2 separate regions of the Homo sapiens genome follow, and region 2 is linked to region 1. A link is a loop called in an ENCODE intact Hi-C map of the cell type or tissue named here. Cell type or tissue: A673. All regions are shown on one strand. Each heading gives the region's core, and the rest is flanking DNA. Links, peaks and the distances in the headings are about the cores only.

Evidence for each region. A loop is a pair of places that touch in the nucleus more often than their neighbours do. Peaks named below come from ENCODE experiments on the same cell type or tissue, not always from the same donor. Only the 100,000 strongest peaks of a DNase experiment are listed, where the experiment ranks them.
Region 2: a loop joins it to region 1, with 5 times the contacts of the local background. A loop is called at or near these places in 10 of 110 quality-filtered maps.

The regions. Positions count from the first base shown.
Region 1 is chr15:49,418,017-49,426,016 of GRCh38, reverse strand. The region is part of intron 11 of FAM227B (family with sequence similarity 227 member B); the gene reads left to right. It overlaps FGF7 (fibroblast growth factor 7), which reads right to left and starts at 2,775. Exons shown (of 4, transcript NM_002009.4): 1 at 2,577-2,775; 2 at 1,434-1,985. The coding sequence starts at 1,719. In A673, for the core only: CTCF peaks have their summits at 3,709 and 3,914 (motif pointing right); a DNase peak (open chromatin) is centred at 3,926.
Region 2 is chr15:48,348,487-48,357,220 of GRCh38, reverse strand. No RefSeq gene overlaps it. Among named protein-coding and RNA genes, the nearest start is that of DUT-AS1, 21 kb to the right of the region's middle. In A673, for the core only: a CTCF peak has its summit at 4,553 (motif pointing right); a DNase peak (open chromatin) is centred at 4,600.

The DNA.
Region 1 (8,000 bases), core at 1-8,000:
TATTATATCCATGATATTATCCATGATAAATCTGAGCAACTTTTAAATAAATTAATTATAAGCCAAATTCTGTTGCTTATATAGAAGTAGATATCAAAAAAATTTTCTCCAAATAGTCATTTCCTTAGATAAACTTTAGTATAATAAGAATGATCTTCTAGAACTAACATGATACCTTTATTAATCTCAGTAATAATAATAAATAATAATAATAAAACCATAACTGTCCAGTCATTAAAATGGCCTTAACATTCTATATCAATTATGGTTAAAAAGAAGGTCTTCTCATTTTCATATTGGAAACATAATTCTCTGAAATTCCCATTGATTGGTTGATTAGTTCAGAACCCTAAAAGTCATTCAGTAAACAGGCAACAAAAGTTTGAGTAATTGCTGCAAGCCTGGCACTGTGATTTGCACATGTTTACACCAGTCTCCCCATGCATTCTTTTTCAAATGACTTTAAAACAATTAATATGAAATTATATATTAATAACAATGTTTTCTGAGTGCTAGTAATGTAAACAAAATTTATTTTTACTAAGTATTTTAAATCCTTAATGTACATGTTGAGGTGTGTATCTTATTCCATTACATTTAATACTATTGAAGTTGGTTATTCATCATAACCATTAAATGCAAAACACAACCCTGATATTTTAACATAAGAAGAATAACTGATTCTTGGGAAAAATGTAAGGCTTTAAATTGAAAAACATGGAATTACCATCTCTTCCAGCCCACTTTTTTCCCCTCACCTTTACATTTTTCTTAAGATAGCACAGAACTTTTATGACATAAAAGATTTAGTTAAGGAAAACGTTAGGAGAGATCTGTTTTTCTGCCTAAGTTGATAAGTCATCAACTTAATACAAGCTCATTATGACTCAAATGAATAAGGATACCACAGATTCCCTTCTATTTTATCATTATACACAATTGCAAAGGAATGCATATCTTAGCACAGATTAAGTATTTTAATTTACATCATGAAAATATTATTTCAAAGAAAATCAAATTAATAAAAATAATTTCCCTACTCTTTAAACTAGTGATAAATAGCTTTTAGTGATAATTTATGAAGTTCTAAATTAGATATCTTAATGAGTTTTGCTTAGACAATATTAAGTCACATTTTGGTGTGAATAATATTATTTACATTTTGCTTAACTTATGAGCATTTTCAGGACAAGGAGTATATATTTTCAAATTGGCTTGGATTATCAGGTCCAACTATAATGTAAGTAGATTTGCCCTGTTAAAAGAGATATTTTTAGGGGCATAGTTCAACATAGTTCAATTTAGAGAAATTAGGTGACATTTTATTTAATTTTTTTTCCAAGAAGCAAAAGGAAGATGAGAAAACATATCACCTGAAAATTGATCCATTAACAGATTGCTAAGGTTCATGAGCAGTACTTAAAATTACTTACTGTAATTATTCTTCATCTCTTGGGTCCCTTTTACTTTGCCTCTTTTATCGATCCTCAGGTACCACTGTGTTCGACAGAAGAGTCTTCTCACTCTTATATCCCCTCCTTCCATGTAATCATAACTTCTTGTGTGTCGCTCAGGGCTGGAACAGTTCACATTTGTAGCCATTTGCTCTGGAGTCATGTCATTGCAAGCTAAAGATATAGTACCCACTAGACAGATAATGTGAAAGCATGATCTGTAGAGCAAAGTTGGCAGGATCCATGTCAGTATCCATTTGTGCATTATAGTGTAGTGCTCCGGGTGTTCATGAATAACATAATGAAAATGAATCTTGAGTTGATTGTTACTCCTAGGTCATTGACCTCTTCCTATCTGTGAATTGTAGATTGATTTAAGAAAGAGTAGTTGCTCTTTCCAAATTGTTAGCCTTATCCTTTTAGTTCCTGATAACAACACAGGATTCCTCCTTAAATAACTCTGTTGATAAATCCTCATAAAAACAGTTCGTAGTAAGTTCAGTTGCTGTGACGCTGTTTGCTATTTGACTTCTGTTTGCAATGAGAGATTAAGAATAGGGAGGGGAGGAGAGAGGAAGATAAAAAATTGTATGTGTAAATTTTAGTGGGTAAGTAGTAGCATTAGAATACAGTATAGGTTATTCTTTGAAGATACATTTAAAACAGCCTTCACAGAGGATGTCAAAATCTTTACCACTTTATGTGTAGATTTATAAAATTTATGCATGAGTAGAGACAAAACAGAATATGACTGTACCATTCATTCCAATTGCTATTTTGTGAGAACCATACTGCACTCAGAACTATTGATTTAAATTAAGTTTTTACAATTACTGCTAACAAAGTGTAACTGCTTTCTCCCTAGACTTCTTTATTATATGCTTTTACATTTGTGGTTAATCAATTATTTTCTCCTGAACTGCCCAGGTTTTTTAAGTTAAATGTCAGGATTGCTCTGGAGAACTTCAACCTTATCTTTATGTTCTACAGCATAATTACTATAGTTACATGGCTCAAAAATCTTGTAACTTTACTTTCCTGCTCAGTACTAAAATCAGAAAAAGAGATAAACTTTTAGAAAACATTCAGCATTGTTTTAAAAGACAAATAACAGTAACTTACTTGTTTTGTTGCTAACAGCTGGATATATAAGAATTCCATGTCTGTTGTCTGCCTGGTGCAACTTGAGCCTTTCTACTGTAGCTACAAACTATTTCTCAGCTGAAAAGTTCTCCAGCAGAATCATAATTGTTTCCATAAATCAACAGGCAGAAGGATTTTCTCTCTGTGTGTGAGCGCGTGTGTGCTTGTGTGTGTGTGTGAGCCTTTTATTCAGGGCTTTTCGATAAATACCTTTGCTGACCTCATTGGAAGCAATTAAAACTTAGCCAGTGAGCTGTTAGTTGAATACAACAGCGAGAATAAAAGGAGGCTTGTATAGTATTCAATGGTCATGAGAGGGAGCTATGAACATGTTTTATGCTTAAATCTACAAGTGGGTACCTACTTTGTAGAAACAGATCTCTGGTTCTGAAGCAGTTAGAAGGGGAAAGGGAATTTTTTAAACCTTCTTTGCAATATAGCAGTTGTATTATACTTGGAAAATTATTCATTTGAACATATATATAGGGTTTTTTAATACTTAGAAAATCTTTTCCATAGCTTTATGATACATGCATTTCTTCAATTACTTCTTTGTGCTCAGAATGTTAGAACAAAACTGGTATGTGTTAACTAACATATGAGTGCCTTAAAGCACTGTGTAGATAAGTTGAATATTATCACATCATACAGAGACAATTCATTGAATATGAATATAAGTACAATTTTTATGTATTATATTCCTAGGCTGAAAGTGAGAAGATCTAGATTCTTATTTGTGTTGGACCACTAATGACCAGTATGACTTCGGGCAAGTTACCTGCTGTTCCAGAGTCTCAGCTGCTACATTTGTAAAATTGGTGTATTGGTCTAATGCCTCTATGGTGCTTTACAATTCTGTGATCTGTGACTTATACTCACTACTAATATAAGGAACAGGGCACCTACTTTTAAAAGCTGTTATTCTTTAAAAAGGAGGAAATGGTTTCACATTGATTATCAGTGTTTGATTTTTGCCTCAATAAGAATATTGGAACAATAAATGTTAATTTAGAGATGGAATTATAATATGTATTGCTAAGGTAAATAAGTGAAAGCTATTTTACTTTCCAGCATGAGTTCTCTCCTTTACTTCCTGTTCTGTTATACATGAAGTAGTGCTCAAGTGTTGTATTAGATTCTTGGTGTAGAATAATTGTGTTGTCTATCTAAATCAGTATTAAGAAAGTATATTAAAATTATCTTTTTCATGTTATATACTCCTCAAAACACACACGCGTGCACGCGCGCGCGCGCGCACACACACACACACACACTCTCTCTCTCTCTCTCTCTCTCTCTATGTGAAATGCACTACTTTACCACCAGGTGGTGCATGTAGACCAAATAGGAAAAGGAAATTAAATCTACTCAACTGGATTATAGTTTATGTGATTTCTCTTTGTATCTGTCCCTTTAGGGAACAGAATGAAGAGCACAGAATAGTTCAGATGTACCCAGTTACTCTTCATATGCCAAATGTTGAATGTTCCACATTTATTAAAGCAGAGGGGGACAGACTCTTTGATCATTGCATCTGTTGAAAGCTAGAAAGCTGAAAACATCCTATCATGTATTCTCTAAAAGGAGGAAGAGAAGGAGGAAAGAAAATATAATGTTATTGTGTTCTGAATCACACTCCGCTAGTTTGGGAGGTAACAATAATGAGCAGGCTCAGAATTCCTAGGACTTAGATATTGCTTCTAAAGAAATAAAAGTTATCAATAGTAAGTTTACAGTGTAAAGATATTCAAGAGCTACTAAATCCATTTGTTCCATACTGAACCTACAGTTTTTAAACCAAGAAATCAGTAAGTGAGAAGTCCACATTTGCTAACTAAGTGCTAAATACTTAAATGAAAGAAATGGATAGTTTGTTAGCAAAGAGTGCTTAGTGCCTCCTTAATATCTGCTACATAGGATTAACTGTAAAATGGGAAACAAAAGAATAAAATTGTGATCTATGAAAGTGCATTAGATGCTATTACACTCTGTAATTTGGAAATATGATCCAAGTAATATTAATGAACAGATTAATATCAACAAGGGAACTGTATCAATGGTTTAAATTCTTTGATTATCATTTTTATTGGAGAATTATTAATTCAGGATGGGCCCACAATTCATTAGGACCACAGCTATAATGGAGAACCAAACTTAGATTTCACTGTGCCCTTATTATGCTTATGCTTCTAAATGAATTCTCCAGGAACTAAGAATAACTTTAGGCAACTGTAGATGGGGTAACCCTCTGGATGTTTTAAGTTATACATTGGCAACCGTTTGTTGCTCTTGTTTTAATAGACCTATAGTGATAGATTAAGCACAGGAATACTTTGAACTATTGTCTTTTTTTTGTTATTTGTAGATTGAATTTTCTTTTTTAACACACCATTGCTGGCTTCAAAGAATTAACTGGCCCAGCATGGTGGCTCACGCCTGTAATCCCAGCACTTTGGGAGGCCGAGGCGGATGGATCACAAAGTCAGGAGATCGAGACCATCCTGGCTAACACAGTGAAACCCCGTCTCTACTAAAAATACAAAAAAATTAGCCGGGCATGGTAGCGGGCGCCTGTAGTCCCAGCTACTCGGGAGGCTGAGGCAGGAAAATGGTGTGAACCTGGGAAGCAGAGCTTGCAGTGAGCAGAGATCGCACAACTGCACTCCAGCCTAGGTGACAAAGCGAGACTCCATCTGAAAAAGAAAAACAAAACTTTGCCTCGTTCATAATCATGTATAATATAATCAGTAGAAGGGAACATAATTAAATATTTTCATTACTTTTCATTCTTACATCTTATTCTGTTCCATATCCTGTCAGTTTTCATTCTTCCCCAAAACATAGATAATTCTTTTTATTAGTTTCTTGTGTATCTTTTCAGAGTTTCGCTATGCTTGTACAGGCAAACTGGATACATATGTTTGTGTGTATATGTATATACACATACATATTATTTTTTACTTTTACCCTTTTTATACAAAAGGTAGCACGTCATATGCATTTTTTTGTATTTTTTTTTAACAGAAAAATCTTCCTATCTCATTATTTAGGAAGCTTCTCACATTTTTGTTTTTGTTATAGCTACAGGGTATTCCACCGAATGGGTATATCACAGTGTATTTGAGCAGCCTCCTATTGAGGAACATTTAATTTTCTTCAGTACTTTTCTATTACCAAAGAAATGCTGTAATGAATAAAGACAAAATATGTCATTTTATACTACGAAAATAAATCTATAGGATCAATTTCCAGAAGTAGACTGCCTGGGACAAAAGGTATTAAAAAAAAGATATTGCCAACTTATCCTCCACAGAGGTTGTGCTAGTTTTATAATCCCACCAGCAGTAGGTAAGAGTACTCATTTATTTCAAAAAATTTATTGTGAAAACATTTGGAGTTTTATTAGTCTGACAAGTGAAAATGCCATTAAATTGTAGTTATCCTTTGCATTTCTCTTCTTATGAGAGAAGGTAACCATCATGGACAAGTGCTACAAAGAAAAGATACATAGTGCCATGAGTATCTATAATAAGTGGCAATATGTAAGCTTTCCCTGCAAGAATTCCACTAAAGCTGCAACTTTACAGCATGAATGGGAGTTAACCAGGTGAAGAGGTACTATACAAAAATAAAAAATAAAAAAATAATAATAATAAAAAAACCTGTCCTTTTCACAGTGAAACACAGGTTTGGTCCCAGTAGAGAGAATGAGAAGGGACTGTGGTGCATGAAGAGGTTGGAGAGGCAGGCAGGATCTCCATGTGTTTTATTAAGGCATATGATCTGTATTCCAGGAGCAATAGGAAGCCATTATAATATGGTAAGCAGAAGAGTGACATGATCAGAATTTTACTCTGCCTCTGTTCTGGTCAAAACTTAATTCCTATTGGCAGAATGGGCTTATGAAATATTAAACTGTGTTCATTTATCCCATTTTTTTCTGTTCTTCATATTTTCAAAAAGATATTGGAAAGGAAAGGTTGAGGGAAAAAAGTCATAAATGCTTCCTGACTAGGGTAAAACATGAATCCCTTTCAAAAGGTCATGCCAAGCGCACTGAAAATAAAGGAAGCACTAGAGTGCATTTGAGAAGCAGCCCAGGGAAGCTATCACAGAGTCCCATGGACCTGGGAGCATAGAGAAAATTTATGGCCCCCATATTTGGGGAGCCATGCTTGTATATTTATCTGTACACAGCACCACCGCACATAGCAGAGGCAGCAATACTCCAGAGAATCAGGGCTGCCTCATGTGTCTGAACAAATAGGTCCATAAGGACCCCTCATAAACATTCCCATATTTTAAAATAATTCTGGAAGTAGGAGGGAGTTCAGAACTGTAGAAACTGTGTGAACAGAGTGAATGAATACCCCAGAAGAGGAATCAGGGTAGACGAATGACTCAACACCCAGATGCCTTAGCTTTGGCCATACATAAAACTCTTGAAATCTATCCCATCTTGAAACAGAAGAGGGAAACCCTAGAATAACTGAAGTTAAGTTTTTTACCAAACTGGAAGAGCAGAATTCTCAAAATTAAAGCTAGGTTGATTTATATTTATAAATATAAATTTATATGTTATTCTTTGCATATCTGAAATTGTGGTCCAACACATATTTCTTTTTTTTTCTTTTTTTGATCTTTTAGGTTCAGGGGTACATGTGCAGATTTGTTATACAGGTAAACTCATGTCACAAGGGTTCAGTGTACAGATTATCACCGAAGCACTAAGCATAGTACCTGATAGTTATATTTTCTCTTCCCTCCCTCCACCCTCAAGTGGACCCCAGTATCTGTTGTTCTCTGTTTGTGTCCATTTGTTCTCACTACTTAGCTCTATTTATAAGTGGGAGAATATGATATTTGATTTGCTGTTCCTGTGTTAGTTTGCTAAGGATAATGGCCTCCAGCTCCATCCACGTTCCTGCAAAGGACATGATGGCTGCAAAGTATTCCATAGTCTATATGTACCACATTTTCTTTATCCAGTCTACCATTGAGGGCATTTAGATTGATTCCATATCTTTGCTATTGTGAATAGTGCTGCAATGAACATACACATGCATGTGTCTTTATGGTAGAATGATTTATATTCCTTTGGGTACATACCCAGTAATAGGATTGCTGGGTCAAATGGCAATTGTGTCTTTAGTTCTTTGAGGAATTGCCACACTTCTTTCCATAATGGTTGAACTAATTTACACTCCTATCAGCAGTGTGTAAGTGTTCCCTTTTCTCTGCAAGCTTGCCAGCGTTTATTTTTTGACTTTTTAGTAATAGCCATTCTGACTGATCTGAGATAGTATCTCACTGTGTTTTTTATTTGCATTTCTCTAATGATTAGCAGTATTGAGCATTCTTTCATATGTTTTTTAGACACATGTATGTCTTTTCAAAATTGTT
Region 2 (8,734 bases), core at 437-8,436, 1.1 Mb after region 1:
CCAAGTCTTCCAGTCTTCCAGAGTCACTCTTCATTTTAATAACAGCACACACACACACACACACACACACACACACACAGACACACACACTACTATATAAAACTCCCATCTGACTTCTATGGAAGAACTAGCATCCCTTCACCTCCAATCTTTTCAAGGATTCTCAGGAGCTCTGCTTATTCTTAATCTCGGCTGCGCATCAGGCTTCTCACTACTTTTTCTTCACCCATTTTGGCCCAGATGCAAACTCTTTTGCTTTTAGTCCCCCTCTAAAGTCCCACTGACACTAAAGGAGTGGATTTGACTGAAGTTTGGGTAATAAGAGGGGAGCTACCGTACAGATAGCTCGGAAAACAGATTAAAATGTAATCTGTGAAGTGATACAATGTCTGGGATTTGTTTCAAAATAATTCACTGGGGGTTGGGAGTGGGCAAGTAGGTAGGGATACGGAAGAAACAAAATCAGCTATGAGAGGATCATTGTTAAAGCTGAGTGATGATTACACGGGGTTCATTATACTTCTCATTCTGCTTTTGTATATGCTAGAAATTTCCATAATATAAATTTAGAAGAAGTGTCTTGGCACTCCTTGATGCAGGAAATTTCTCACTGGTCCTTTCTCTGATTAGCCTCCTACCATATTTTGGCGTTCCTGCCCCCTGCTAACCACCCCTGCCACCAACTCCTGAGTCCCTCACATCTCTCTGCCTCTCCTTCTCAGCCTGCCCAAACAAGCCCTTGAGCTCTGAGATCCTACTCTAACATTTGAGTAGCCCATCAGAATGGCTTGCTGACTCCCTAAAAATAAAGAGACCAGTTTTCACCCTAAGAGTAAATTCTGCCCCTAGGTTTACAATACCTCATTCAGGTAAAAGGAACACAACTAGAATAGCACCTGGTGTATATAGCACTTAAAAAATGTTAGCTCTCTTCCTTTTATTATTTGTATTCTAATTTAAGTTATGAAAATCAATTCTAAAATTTGGACACAGATAATTATATTAGAACAAAGCAGTTTAAAAGATGATACTCTGGCTGGGCGCGGTGGCTCACGCCTGTAATCCCAGCACTTGGGAGGCCGAGGCGGGTGGATCACTTGAGGCCAGGGATTTGAGACCAGTCTCGCCAACATGGTGAAACCCCGCCTCTACTAAAAATACAAAAATTAGCCAGGCATGGTGGCGGACACCTGTAATCTCAACTACTCAGGAGGCTGAGGCAGGAGAATCTCTTGAACCCAGGAAGCAGAAGTTGCAGTGAACCGAAATCGTGCCACTGCACTCCAGCCTGGGCAACAGAGCAAGACTCTGTCTCAAAAAAAAAAAAAAAAGGTGATACTCTATGCCTACGAAGTAAAATGTGGCAGGCAGATGATTATTTTGCCTTCTAAACAAGAGATGTTCAATATAGACACAAATAAAACTATCTTTAAGTAATAATATTAATACGTATTTTCTCTCCCAACCACACTACAGTAGCCAAAAGGCTAAGCAGTTCTCACAGCCCCTGCTCATCAGAGGTGACCTAGAAGGCTGAGGAATCTGAACTCCCAGATGAGCTGTACTGGGGGAGAGGGCGGTGCAGGGGGTGGAACCTAGCGTGAGTACCCAGCCTCTCTTCTACCTTCGTCAGCATCAACTGGCAACAGCTCCTTTCACTTCACTTTGTCTACTTTGGCCTAGAAAACACAGGCTTTGCTTAGTGCAGCTCTGAAGTCAGCTGAGGTTAATGTTCAAACCCCACAGAAGGTGTGCGTCTGAAGAAAGGAAGTGAAGTTTCGTAAGGGAAAGGATTTTTTGTTTCAAAATATGTGTGGGGAAATAATAAGAGAATTCATCTGGATAATTATGTTAACAATACAAGGTAGAAACTGCATGTTGTCCATATTTCACATTCCCAGGAGGGAGAACAGAGATTCAGAGATTTGGGGTGCGATAAAGTAGCCGTGGCTTTTGCAGCCTCATGCCAAACACATCTGAGCAAGGGACACAGAAAAGTGGATGTGTTACCGCTGGCCTGTGCCATTGTCCCCAAACACACATGAGACAATGTCAGCACTTACTTCTAGCTCTAAATTGAAAAAACACTTCCTCTCTTTCTGCGAGCACCATTTTCCCTCCCACTCACCCCTGGAGTCTGACACAGTTTCCATTCCAAGGAGACCGGGTAATGATTCCAAGGAGAAAGGGTAACATACTTCAGCAAAAGAGCTGGCGGACAGTGTGAGACGGGCGCAGGGATCAGTTTAGGCTGAAATGAATTAGGAAACATTTTTAACTTGCCCTTTGAAGTTTTTATTGCCTTATCATCAAACGACTTCTCTTCTTGGGCTGTATATTGATTTTTCTGACTATGAAAAAGTGTTTCATCTCTTCTATGATAATCAAACAGTCTCAGTCAACAGCACCTTCTTTTTTCTAAACCATATTATTTCACTATTACACAATTATCCTACACTCCTCATCTGACAGGAACCTCATACAGCATTAGTCTTTTTCTAATATTATTTTCCCTAACATCCTCATTCCAAACATTTCCATTTCAAACATGTAGCTGCAGGGCATTATATCATTATTTGCCTTTGCTCTCATCGAAGTATATTTTATGAGAGCTTCCTGTCATTTATCCTGATCTATGCTACTATTTGTCAAAGCATCACCTCTGCTTCTCTGTCTGCTTCTCTAAGATGCCAGAAAAAAAAAAAATTTCTTCTCAACTAAAAGTTAAGCCATTATAAATCCCACAGGGATTTTAAAATGGGCACACTTGGGATTTTATTTTATTCTAAGTAGAATGTTCTTTCTGATACTCAAAGTGAATGACCTTGTAGAAAAGTATTTTGTCGTATTTCCTCTCTAGCCCATGGCACATTAGAAAATAGTCACAAAGAGTTACTATCCTATGTATTGAACAATGTGTGATTCGAAGGCCAAACTCATATTTGGTTCAGACCTCAGTAGAAATTTGGGCTAATGCCTTTCATGGATGGGGAAAGGGTTTTAGACCCAGGCCAGGAACCCTGGAGTTTAGTCCTACAACTGCTATGGCTGGTTGGTGTCCTGACACCAAATACTTCTTAGTTTCCCTTTGTCTCAGGTAGTTCATTTGTAAAGATTCACTCACAATTGCAGTTCTGCAGTTTTTCAGTGTCATTCCTACCCATCTTTCTTTCTTTCTTTCTTTTTTGAGACGGAGTCTCACTCTGTCGCCAGGGTGGAGTGCAGTGGCGTGATCTTGGCTCACTGCAAGCTCCGACTCCCTGGTTCAAGCGATTCTCCTGCCTCAGCCTCCTAAGTAGCTGGGATTACAGGCATGCGCCACCACGCTCAGCTAATTTTTATATTTTTAGTAGAGACGGGGTTTCGCCATGTTGGCCAGGATGGTCTCGATCTCCTGACCTTGTGATCCACCCGCCTCTGCCTCCCAAAGTGCTGGGATTACAGGCGTGAGTCACTGCACCTGGCTTCCATCTTTCTTTCTTTTCTTTTCTTTTTTTTCTTTTTTTTTTTTTTTTTTGAGACAGAGTCTCACTTTGTTGCCCAGGCTGGAGTGCAGTGGCATGATTATGCCGCATTGTAAAACAGCCTCGTTGCCTGGGGTAATTACCAAAGGTCTGCATCCTCAACTTCCTGGGCTTAAGTGATCTTCCCATCTCTCAGCCTCCCGAGTAGCTGGGACTACAAGTGTGAGCCATCATGCCTGGCTAATTTTTTTAGAGACTAGGTTTCGCTATGTTGCTTAGGCTGGTCTTGAACTCCTGGGCACAAGCAATTTGCCCACCTCAGTCTCCCGAGGTGCTTTGATTACAGATGTGAGCCACCACGCTCGGTCTCCACCCACCTTTCTTTTGCCATCCTCTGTGCTCATTACCTGGCTTCTTAACCTCATTGTCAGACATTTGATTAATATCAGTATTGCTGAAGCTCAGCTCTAGTGATATTATTCTTAGTCCAAAACTCTTCTGTGACTGGCCATTGCCTCCTTGACGTTTAGGACCCTCTAGAGCAGATCTGCAACCTACCATTCCAGAAGAGTTACCAACAATTCCCTACATGTCCTTTATACTCCAGTCCATTGGAACTTTGGTTTTGCCATTTCTTGAATATACCTCATGCCCTCTTTGTATTTTCATGCACATCATATATGTCACACTACCTATATTTGCACAGATGCCTATATTTGTCTTATTTCCCCTGCTACAGATGGTAACCTTCCTAAGGATAACTACTACCATTTATTGACTAAATACTTTTGCCATGGACTGTGTAAGATACTTTACACCTATCATCTCTAGGTCTTCTAATAATGTAAGGTGGATATTATTAACTTTATTTTTCAGATGGAAAGGCAGACTCAAGAGGTTAGATGATGTCCTTAAGGTCACACAGCTAGCATGTCACAGCTTATGTCTTGGTTGTTTCACCTACATCATCTAGAAAAACACTAAATTGGATAAACAATAATGCTGACACTTGCCTGGCACATAGATGCTAGGCAAACACAAGTATGCATGAATGATGGTGATTCTATCCCTTAAATACAGCTAGCTCACCTTAGATAACTGCCACCAGGTGGCAGTAATTTGCCACGGCTGTACAGTCTGGTCTTATTCAAGATTCGTAAAACGGGAGAGGGGGAGAAGACTACCGAGATTATCCGACCGACTCTCTTTATTTTATGATAAAAATTGAGGATCTGGAAGTTTACTTTATTTATTGAAGATATTTTAGTTAGTAAAAGAACAGAGCTTAAACTCAGATGTAAAACTCCCAAAGTTACTATTTTTTTCATTAGATCAGGCTCATTTTTTACTTCAAAATTTGTAATTTATAATGTTCCCATATATTTTCAATATTAAAAGTATTTGTTAAAGCAGTAAATGCAATACAAATTTAACAAAAGTATTTTATAATAAAATTTTAATCGTTTCTTAGTCAAGTAATATAGTTTTCATGTTTAAAAAATGTTAAAATAGGCTGGGCGCAGTGGCTCATGCCTGTAATTAATCCCAGCACTTTGGGAGGCTGAGATGGGCAGACCATGAGGTCAGGAGTTCAAGACCAGCCTGGCCAACATGATGAAACCCTGTCTCTCTAAAAATACAAAAAAAATTAGCTGGGCATAGTGGCGCACACCTATAATCCCAGCTACTCAGGAGGCTGAGGCAGGAGAATTGCTTGAACCCAAGAGGCAGAGGTTGCAGTGAGCCGAGATCGCACCATTGCACTCCAGCTCTGGGCGACAGAGCAAGACTCCGTATCAGAAAAAAAAAAAAAAAAAAAAAAAGTTAAAATATAGATCATGCAAAAAGGAAAAAATTACCTACAATTCCAACAGCCAAAGATATCATCATTTTGATATATATTCTCCTAGAAGTTTCTTTACTCATAGGTAAACCCATTTTGAAAACATATGATCAAACCTAGACATAATTTGGTAATTTGGTAATCTTTTTTTTTTTTGAGACGGAGTCTCACTGTCGCCCAGGCTGGAGTGCCAGTGGCACGATCTCGGCTCACTGCAAGCTCCGCTTCCCGGGTTCACGCCATTCTCCTGCCTCAGTCTCCCGAGTAGCTGGGACTACAGGTGCCCACTACCACACTGGCTAATTTTTTGTATCTTTAGTAGAGACAGGGTTTCACCGTGTTAGCCAGGACGGTCTCAATCTCCTGACCTCGTGATCTGCCTGCCTTGGCCTCCCAAAGTGCTGGGATTGCAGGCGTGAGACACCGCGCCCGGCCGGTAGTTTGTTAATCTTAACTCTTCTCTCTAATCTTGCTCTCGTAGTTATTAGACTTTTTCTTTATGAGATATCCTCTTTATGAGATATCCTGGATCTTTTAGAATCTTCCCAACTTAAATGTGTTTAGTTGCCATGAAAGACTTTTTAATATTTTTTAATCATATGCTTCTTGAGATAATTCTTCCAGTGAAAATTTGTTTCAGTTATAATTTCTTTTCCATTTTTTCATTCCCTTTTCAGTAAGAAAAAGAGCAACATCAAAACATTGCTTACATACCCATCTCCAGTGGAGAAGCATCTTTTCACAAAAGGCATTTTATCTTCCCTTTTGAGAAGTTACTCCTCCCCATTTCAGCTCTCTTCTTAGGATGATAATACTAGATGGTATTTCTCAGCTAAAAGGACCAGGTCAGCCTGGCATGGTGGCTCACACCTGTAATCCTAGCACTCTGGGAGGCCGAGGCGGGTGGATCACCTGAGGTCAGGAGTTCAAGACCAGCCTAGCCAACATGGTGAAACTCAGTCTCCATTAAAAATACAAAAATTAGCTGGGCATGGTGGCGGGTGCCTGTAATTCTCCAGGAGAATCATGTGAACCCAGGAGGCCGAGGTTGCAGTGAGCCGAGATCACACCACTGCACTCCAGCCTGGGCGACAGAGTGAGACTCTGTCTCAAATAAATAAATAAACAAATAAATAAATAAAAATAAAAGGACTAGGTCAGTTACCAATAAAACTATATATTTTACATTAATGAATGGAAGATGAAATGGTTTTAAATGCTTGATCAAGAATTATACTATTATCTTTACTAGAATGTTCACATGCTTGTTAGCATGGATTTTGTGTGTAAAGTTTTCTCTATGTCCGGAGATATTCTGTGAATCTATAAATATTACTGCTAATACAGTGGTCCCTCAGTATCCACTGGGGATTGGTTCCGGGAGATCTCTCTGCCCCCTGCAGATACCAAAATCCTAGAATGCTCAAGTACCTTATATAAAATTGTGTCATATTCATAGAACCTATGCATATCCTCCTGTATACTTTAAATCATTTCCAGATTACTTATAATACCCAATACAATGTAAATGCTATGCAAAAAGTTGTTATGCTGTATTGGTTAGGCAAGAATAACAAGAGGAAAAAAAGTCTGCACGTTTAGTACAGGCACACCACCTATTTCTTTTTTCAAATATTTTTGATCCATGGTTGGTTGAATTCACAGACACAAAACCCGTAGATACAGAGGGCTGACCATCTTATAATTGAATTTTGGCCCATATGATTTTTAAATTTTTTTATTTTATTTGTCCATATGTTATTTGGGTACAGGTGGTATTTGGTTACATGAGTAAGTTCTTTAGTGGTGATTTGTGATATTTTGGTGCACCCATTACCCGAGCAGTATACGCTGCACCCTCTGTAGTGTAGAGTCTTTTATCCCTCTCCCTGCTCCCACTCTTCCCCCCGAGTCCCCAAAGTCCATTGTATCATTCTACTGCTTTTGCGTCCTCATAGCTTAGCTCCCACATATCAGTGAGAACATACGATGTTTGGTTTTCCATTCGTGAGTTACTTTTATCCTATGTAATCTGCAGTTCTGGTAACTGATAGGCGATCCCCACTACCTTAGGGTATGTAGTAGAAATAAACAGTAGGGAGAGAAAGGAAGCTGGATGGCATAGATAGTATGAACTATTGGTACCGTCCTACCAGGGAGCCCTGCTGGAGGTGAAGACGCAGGGGGAAAGAAGGGCAAGTAAGACATAGGTGGTCTGGGGACAGTCAACAGACAGTCAACACAAGGGGATTGGGGTAGGAGTTCTGCTGAGAATGCTTTCTATGTGACTACTTGGACTATTCAATACTCATTTAATTTTGCCAGTTATGTTCAAGGCCCATTAACCCCAATCTCTCATGTACTCGCTTCACAACACTCCAGGTGTCTGCATATCTTGGCCCTCCAGCCTACCCTATTCTTCCATTGATAAAATATGAAAAGATGAAAAAGAAGTTGAGGTACCAATTTCCTGCAAGGTGGGATGGAAATGGCCAGGAAGTATAGTACTGTGAAGGGAAGGTGCTATGAAACTCAGATCTCAGGCCCTGGCCTCCTTGCCCAGCCAAGCCAACTGTTTAAATAATACTATGTTGCTTCCTCTGCAAATAGCCCCACTGAAGTCAATTAATTGATGGAGCATCAGATTCATCTTTAGAAGACTTCCTGTTATTTCTCTTCTGATGTACATATAGCACCAAGGACAGGAATGAACAGTGGGCATCATTAGTGAGTGAGGCAGACTGTCAAGAAAGAAGACAACTGCCTGATTTCTGCTGGGAAATTACTAAGACTGGCAAAATGGTTACTACTATTCAATTATTAGTTAATCTGAAAATCATAAGGTCTTCTCCTTGGCCATAAGTAAATAACTTTGGTTTCCTTTCTAGTGCAGAAGAACTTGCCTTTAGAAAAAGACACTTCCCTGGTCTCCCTTTGCCCCCAGCAGGAATCTAGCAAATGGGAATGCAAAGCTCAATGAGCTCAGGAACCAAGCCTCATTAGCATAAGGCTTCCACCTCCTAGAAAACCAGTTTATTTTCTTTTTTACTTCTTACTTATAACTGTAAAGGCCCATATTTAAAAAGAAAAGAAAAATCTCAATTTAATAATCTAATCCTCTACCTTAAGAAACTAGAAAATGAAAAGCAAACTAAAACTAAAGCAATGAGAAAGAAAATAATATAAATCAGAGTGGCAATAAATGAAGTAGAGAATATAAAAAGCAGAAAAATCAAAACCACTTTTGATTCTTGAAAATATCAATAAAAGTAATGAATCTTTATCTTGACTAACCAAGAATAAAAGAGAGAAGACTCAGATTACTAAAATCAGGAATGAAAGACGTACATTGCTATTGACCTTGTAGAAATAAAAAGGATTGGCAGGGTGGAGTAGCTCACGCTTGTAACCCCAGCACTTAGGGAGG